Regions from separate parts of the Mus musculus genome. Here regions 2 and 3 are each linked to region 1. A link is a loop called in an ENCODE intact Hi-C map of the cell type or tissue named here. Cell type or tissue: left cerebral cortex. All regions are shown on one strand. Region 1 holds the start of 6430573P05Rik (RIKEN cDNA 6430573P05 gene). Region 2 has its middle 76 kb from the start of Gm36442. Region 3 overlaps Fnip2 (folliculin interacting protein 2).

Region 1 (2,500 bases):
AAAGTCCGACCTAGGATTATTCATTCTTGATTATGTCAGAGAACTTGCTGTCTTGGCCTCTAGATTACAACGGGCTGACCTGGTGTTTTCTTGTCCGATGTGATACCAGGTCTGGAGTTGGAAAGCCACATTCCTACCTGACTAACGCAGGAGTCATTTAAGGGTTTAGATGTCAGTGAGCGCGGAAGGTAGGAGAGCAACGTTGTCCTTGCAGTCACTACAAATAAACAGAATCCAAGGATGGTTAATGTTGCCACCGAAGCAAAATCCCAGTCAGCCCTAAGCTTTGGGAAGACCTGCCACTGCAGCCGAGTCCTCACAGGGACCTCTCCCGGGTGGGGTCAGCTTCCAGCCCGGGAAGAGGCGGGAGACGTGCCGCAAGGCCTGGGATGTGGGGTCTAGGCCAGAGAGTCGGGGTGCGGCCGCTCAGCTATGGGATCAACGATCGCAACAGCCCCGGCTGTCCTGGCTCCCACCGCACCTGGCCCCGGCAGAACGCGGCTCTCAGCGAGGGCGCGGCCCCGCCAGGCCAGCGATGGGGCGGGCCGGCGCCACGGGGCGCTCCGCCCCCGATGATGCGGCGGCCTCCGACTGGCCCCCGGCCCGTCACTCACTCCTCACCATGGTTGCAGCACAAAGCAACAAGCCCCGGAGGCCGCTTCCTCCCTGAAGAGTGGCTCCGGCGGCCGCCGAGGCGCAGGAGAAGGAAGAGGCGGGGAAGAGGAGGCGGTCGCCGTTCAGCAGACGCTTGGCGGGGCTGCGCGCTCCGCTCTCGGCCTCGCGCCCGCCGGGGACCCGTGTCTGGCCCGCCGCGCCCGCCCGCCGCACGGACGACGCACAAAGTTGCCTAGAGCGCGGGGGCCGCGCGGGGAGCAGCCGCGCTCAGGCGCCGATGGGGGCGGGCGGCTGGAGCTGCGCGGCCCGCGGGGATGCAGCAGCAGTCGGGAGGCGCGGCCGACAGTAGACGGAGGCGCGGCGCGGCCACGGCGGCCGAGGCCAGCGGGCTCGGTGGCTCCCAGACCTGAGCCGGGCTCACCAGGCTCAGCGCGCGGCCCTCCCTCTCGACCGGCGCGCGAGGACCCGGGACGCGTCAGAGCGAGCGCGGCCGGAGCGGGTAGAGCCAGGGCCCCGCCGGAGAGGCTCCGCCCGCCGTCGCTTGCACCTCCCTAAAAATAACTCGGCCCGCCGGGGCCAGCGCGATCCGCGACCGATCGGGAGCGCTGCCGGGCAGTCGCTGAGTCCGAGTCTACGGACAGCAAGCCGCGAGGAGGAGGAGGGCAGCTCCGGGCTGCACGGACCTTTCGTGCTGTCTGCGCCCCGGCCCCGCGCCTGGGCTGGTTTGCCTCGGGCAGTGGCGCTGGGCCGGGAGGCCGGCGAGTGTGTGGAGCGGACCCGGTGCGCCCCGCAGGGGGAGATGGCGTCCTACGTGGATAATAGCTTCCGCCAAGCGGTGATGAAGAACCCCGCCGAGAGGACCCCCCAGGTGAGACGCGCCGCCACCCGCCGTGGGGTTGGTGTCTGCAGACTGCGCCCTTCCAGTGCCCCGGCACTCCTCTGCTGGGGAAGCATCCCATTTCCCCCATCCAGGACCTTCCCTGCCCCAACTTCCAAGGGCATTCTTTTCAGACTGTTCTGCGATTGCTGCCCTCTCCTCTGCTGTCCTTTTCGTTGCGCTCCCCGTAGCTGACCTTGCCTGCGCCTTTGCGGGACTAGTTGTCTATAGGGTATGCCTTTCTCCGGCCACACTCCTTGGGGTTGAGTCTTGGGGTCAGGTCTCAGCTCCTCTCGGCCGGGTACTCTTGTCACCCTGACTGCAGGCTCAGTTACTCTCTTGCATGTATCCCATCTTTAGAGTTTAGGGGTGTTTAATGAGCTGTAAGCAGGAACTTGCAGGGTTGTGCGATGAACTGACTGGCCTAGGTGGGCCTTGTAAAGTGAAAGCCTGTCTTTAGTTACTACTTTACTTTCTTGAAAGAGGAATGTTGTTATCCATCGAAAGGAAAAAGTTGACAGGCCAGCGCTTTTCATTCCAATTGTAGATGTAAGTGCAGAACAGGCGTATTCGACTCCGTCTTCTTCGCAGGGCAGATTCTTTCGGTTTGCACAATATGGTCAAAATTAGATGAGTGGTTAACGTTTATACAATTGTTTATCCTCAGGTTTTTTTTTTTATTTTTAAACGGAGGGATAGCTGGTGGGTTAGATTTGATTTTTCTTAGATTGGATTAGCGAGGGAGGAGTGTTATAAAAAATGTGGTTTGATTTCCGTTGCTTACTGGCTACATGACGTAGATTCCTAAATGTTGGGATGGCGACTACAGGCGATCCTGCTTGCCAACCCTGCAGGCAAAGAAGATCTACAGATCCTTGGGGCCAGCAAAAACAGCGAGGATCCGATACTTGACAAAAGTTGCTTTGCTTGTCTGGGGATGGGATGCCATCTGTCCAAATCCAAGTGCTGCCCATCTCTGATGATGATTATTTAATGGGCGAGAGACTA
Region 2 (2,500 bases), 150 kb before region 1:
GTCTCCTCATAGCAGCCTTCAGATGAAGATATAGAACTCTCAGCTCCGCCTCCACCATGCCTGCCTGGATGCTGTCATGCTCTCACCTTGATGATAATGGACTGAATCTCTGAACCTGCAAGCCAGCCCCAACTAAATGTTTTATAAGAGTTGCCTTGGTCATGGTGTCTGTTTATAGTAGTAAAACCCTATCTAAAACATAAGGGAATTTTCAGCTACTGAATTGGCCCTTATGTTTAGGTCTTTGCAGTGAAGAGAATATGGGGGAAAATAAATATACAACTACAATCCATGTAGTAGTAATGGTGTGGGGGTGTGCACGTGTGCACGCGCGTGCACATGCACGCATGGGCGTGAACATGATGAGTGATATTGTAATAAACTTCAGAGACTTTCATCTCTTTTACATCTGTAATGCCCCCCCCACCTCCTCCAAGAATTTTCGTACTCATTCAAAGCAGGAATGATTGAATGAGAATCTCACTTTGTTTTTCATTTGCTCCAACCCATAATATATCAGATCCATAATACAGAATCAGAGTAAAAATATTAAAATACTTCCACCAAAATTTGTGCTGTTGTTTTTGGTCCAATAATATAATCCACTAGAGGTTATAAAAGCATCCATAAGTCCAGTCCATATGTCTGATGCCCCTGCGGTGCTTTGAATGCCTTACCTAGAGCACTTGAGGACTTGGGTTCATCCCCAGGGCTGTGGAATAATTCTTGCCTTTGGTTAAACCATAAACTGGAAACAGGCTCAGGTTTAAACAATTTTATATTTAAAATGACTTATTTTGGAATAAGGAATGGTATAACCATGGCCCCATGCCATGACGTCTTCCTGTTTTTGTTCTTGATGTTGTCATGACCATATGTGTCGAGGTGGATCTGAGGAGGAGGTACCGCCCCGGTGGTGTCTTACTGAACAGCTGCAAAGAGCAGCTTAGCTTCTGGGAGAAATGTCTTGAAGGCCTCAGCTCTGCTCCATGAAGAAGACATTTGTTCAGCCACCCACCATGCCATCCATCCTTGAATTTTAATGAGTTAGCCTTTAGGCTGCTAGACAGAAAACAAGCCAGCCGCTCTGCATCAACCCTGCCAGCTTCACACACTGCCTCCGAGACTAGAAATGAACTGTTTTTATTGTCGAATACATGATAATTGGGCTCAAAGAGGAATTTGTCTGAACATGCAAATTACATCTGTAAATAGCAACACTTTGGACTCGAAATCCAGCCACTCTCAAGGCTGATCCTACCTATCCTTCAGTTTGGGTAGCCTTCTCTAGATTCCTGCCCAGAGTTAAACTTTCAACTGTGGGCTTTGCTTCCACTAGGTCTTTCAGTCCTATTGTAACTGATACTGTTAGGTTTTTAGGTATCTGAACCAGCATCAAGTATAGTACCTGTCCCCAAACACTAATTGATTCAGTATTTCTATCATTGCATGCTATCTATCATCAACTATAGTGTCATTTCATCTGTGTCTGCTCCCCTACCCCTAACTAGTCCCCGGCAAGGTGATAAGTTCTTCGAAGGCAAAATTCATCTTATTCACTTGGAATTAAAAAAACCGGAAGTGATGTTGGACAAAATTGAATCTGGTTTATAATGGATGAGCACAAGATGCTGTTGAGGACCCTACATAGGCAAGAGCCGACATTTAAAGACAGGGTGGTTCATGCCATACAAACCCTTACGCTAATACTACAGTCAGCACTTGCATGTGTATTTTCATTCTCTCACTTTGAAAGCTCTTCACTGTTTAGGCCAGCTAGAGATTATCTGTTTTCTGTGAGCAGTAGCTGCGATATTATGTTGACTAATAGATTATACGTGGTAGCTTCCAGTTCAGTTTTTCTCAGATTCTCCGTCAAGACAGGCTATCTTTTCTTAGAACAAGTGGAAAAGCTTGTTCATGTAAACACAGGGTTTCCAGCCTTCAGCCTTGAGCGTCCAGGAGGTCTTTGGGAGAAGACAACAATGAGCCTCTGGCAGGTCACATTCTCTTTAGTAGCTACCTCAGATTTTCCGTGGATCCTCAAGCCCCCTTCTCTCCTCAGATTGTCCGTTCCCTCAGCCGTCCTTCATAGGACAGGACCTTGGTAAGACTTCACTTTCTGTTACACAGTACTCTTTAAGAATTATTAAGGCAGGATGTGTGGAGGTTTGAATGACAATGGCCCCCAACAAGCTCATAGGGAGTGGCATTATTTGAAAGGATAAGGACCTGTGGCCTTGTTGAAGTAGCTGTGGCATTGTTAGAGAAGATTATCTCAGGATGGGGTTGGGGGTGAAGGGGTGCGGGGGTGGGGGCTTTGAGGTTTCCGAAACTCAAACCAGGTTAACTGTCTCTGCTGCTTGCCCATCTAGATAGAACTCTCAGCTCCTTTCCAGCACCATGGCTGCCTGCACACAACCATGCTTCTCACGATAACAATAATGGACCAAACTCTGAACCTGTAAGCCCTCCCCAATAAAATGTTTTCCTCTATAGA
Region 3 (2,500 bases), 280 kb before region 1:
AACAAACAAAGGTCTCATTAGTCCAGGCTGGCTTTAAACTCTTGACAATCTTCCTGCCTTAGCTTCTCAAGTTCTGGGAACACCAACATGAAGCATCGCATTTGAAATGAATTTTGATTAAATCTCATCTCCTTTATTGCATAAAAATTCATTCAAAACACATACAAACACATTCCTATAGTTATATAAGATTTTCTTTTATCTTGTATTTCCAGTTTTATGTAGCCCAGGCTAGCTTCGATCAATTGATGACCTGATCGTCCTGTTAGTGCTTCTCAAGTGTAAGATTACAGTAAGCACGTGCTGCCATCCCTGGCTCCAACTTGGAGAGAATGAGACATTAAACAGAATAGCAGCATTTGTGTGTGTGTGTGTGTGTGTGTGTGTGTGTGTGGTGGGAGGTTGGAAGGTAAATTGTGAGGACTGCCTGGATCATGGTCAGTGCATTTCCGTTAGGCAGACTGGACCTGATTCTGTGCCTTCTATTTGTCTGCCTACCCGTGATGCTGTCGTCTAACGTCTCTGAGTTGTAGAATTACTTTGGAGTCAGGACATGTTAATTCTTCTTGGAATCCTAGACTAGACCAAGATTCCTCAGGTGTCTTCTTTGGTGGCCCTTACCAAGGACATTACAGCCATTTGAGTGCCCGTGGAGATGCGTGGTACTTGTCACTGTTTCTTACGTTCCCTGCCTACTTGTCCACCAGCACTCTTCCCTTCCCATGGATAAGGTTAAATTCAGTGTATTTTGAGCAACAGCAACAACAACAAAAAAATGTGGCTATATTTAGGGCTCGGCCATATTAGGAAAATTGATTCCCACTTTGTGAGTACAATATTAGTACCATGTTCTGTCTTCTCATTTGGTGTTTAAGGGAGAAGAAAGTGCAGTCTTTAACTTTTTTTACTGTGCTATACATTTATTTGTATGCGTGTGGGAACACACACTCCAGTTCTACAGCATGCAGGTGGAGGTCGGGGACAACTTTCAGAACCCTGTTTGCTCCTACCTTGTGTTTACCTGGGACGCTAACTCAGGTGATCAGGCAACAGGTACTCTCTCCTGCTGAGCCACCATGATAGCCCCCATGTGCCATCTCTTGTCATTTGTTCACCTCAGATTTTTTGTTTCCCGATAGGCTTTTTGAGGTAGATGTTCCTGAAGGATGTTGAGGCTGCCTCTCTTCCCTTTTTGTCTTATGTAACCCAGGCTGACCTAGAAGTCCAGCTTTGCCTCAGTCCTCATGTGATCAGATGCTGGGGTTACAGATTCACCAACGTGCTGGGCACTTGTGTGACCTCTCTTGTTATCCGGGCTTTCCACTCCTCCTCCTCCTCCTGCAGTGCTTCCCTGTTTGTGGTTCAGAGAGCGAGAGTGGCTCCAGTCCCACACTGTTTCCAGATCTTATCTGTCAGCCGTCACCTATATATAGGGCATTGTCACAGTCAAGAGTACAACTTACACATTTCATTGATGATCCCAACGCTTGTCTTTTCAGTTTGCCTTGGTAGAAACGGAAAGGAATAAAAAGAGGCTGAATTGTCAGTCTTACCCAAGCAGTTAGGCGCAGTATATAATTGTAATACTTCTAGACTTTGATCCTGCGTCAAATCATAGTGTGTTTGACACTTGAGAAAGTTCTATTTGCCGATCTTCCAAATGCTTTTCACTTTTACTTAATTGATAAGAACCAATTTGAATAACCCTCAGGCTAAAAATGAATGCAATTCAGAACCAGACTGTCTTGAGGTCAACATGCCTACGTAGGACTTAAACATATTGTTTTATATGTATGTATGCCTGAGTGTATGTATGTATGTGCATCTGATGCATGGGAGAGCCCCTGGAGCTGGAGGCACCATGAACCATCATGTGGATGCTAGACAGTAAGTGCTCTTAAATACTCAGCCATCTCTCAGCCCCTACATAGAACTTCTTAATGGTCAAGGTATATCCAATGTCTTCTGTGTCTCACATGTATGTGAAACCTTATCCATATTATCTTTTTTCTCCCTTTTACTGAGGGCCAAACCAAGGATCTCATGTATGCTAGTTAAAACATTATCTTTTTAAAGATTTATTTATTTATTTATTATATGTATATACAAGTACACTGTGGCTGTCTGCAGACACACCAGAAAAGGGCATTGGATCCCATTACCGATGGTTGTGAGCCACCATGTGGTTGCTGGGATTTGAACTCAGGACTTCTGGATGAGCAGTCAGTGCTCTTAACTGCTGAGCCATCTCTCCAGCCCTGCTAAAACACTATTTTAAGATTGTTTTTGTTTGTTTTGAGGCAGAGTCTCATGTAGCCAAGATTCCTTCTGTCTCTACCTCCCAAATGCTGACATTACCATTGTCTGCCACTCTGCATAGCTCTATTATTATTATTATTATTATTATTATTATTATTATTATTATTATTTAATGTTTTGTTGGGCTTCAGACTGAATCTAGAACCTTGCACATGTTAGGAGTTTTCAGGTTTTTATTCTT

The links. Hi-C counts contacts between places; a loop is a spot of excess contacts. Peaks named below come from ENCODE experiments on the same cell type or tissue, not always from the same donor. Only the 100,000 strongest peaks of a DNase experiment are listed, where the experiment ranks them.
Region 2: it touches region 1 in a loop (6-fold over the local background); 8 of 42 quality-filtered maps call a loop at or near these places.
Region 3: it touches region 1 in a loop (6-fold over the local background); 9 of 42 quality-filtered maps call a loop at or near these places.

Annotation. Positions count from the first base shown.
Region 1 is chr3:79,285,447-79,287,946 of GRCm38, reverse strand. It overlaps 6430573P05Rik (RIKEN cDNA 6430573P05 gene), which reads right to left and starts at 1,092. Exons shown (of 2, transcript NR_165170.1): 1 at 138-1,092. It also overlaps a transcript of Rapgef2 not described here. In left cerebral cortex, a CTCF peak has its summit at 1,262; DNase peaks (open chromatin) are centred at 658, 1,140 and 1,817; H3K4me3 peaks cover 2,500 bases; H3K27ac peaks cover 2,500 bases.
Region 2 is chr3:79,434,845-79,437,344 of GRCm38, reverse strand. It overlaps a transcript of Gm17359 not described here. Among named protein-coding and RNA genes, the nearest start is that of Gm36442, 76 kb to the left of the region's middle. In left cerebral cortex, a CTCF peak has its summit at 955; DNase peaks (open chromatin) are centred at 949 and 1,821; H3K27ac peaks cover 1,535 bases.
Region 3 is chr3:79,563,872-79,566,371 of GRCm38, reverse strand. All of the region lies in intron 1 of Fnip2 (folliculin interacting protein 2), which reads left to right. Among named protein-coding and RNA genes, the nearest start is that of Fnip2, 2.6 kb to the left of the region's middle. In left cerebral cortex, no CTCF peak of the experiment used is centred here; a DNase peak (open chromatin) is centred at 1,336; H3K4me3 peaks cover 113 bases.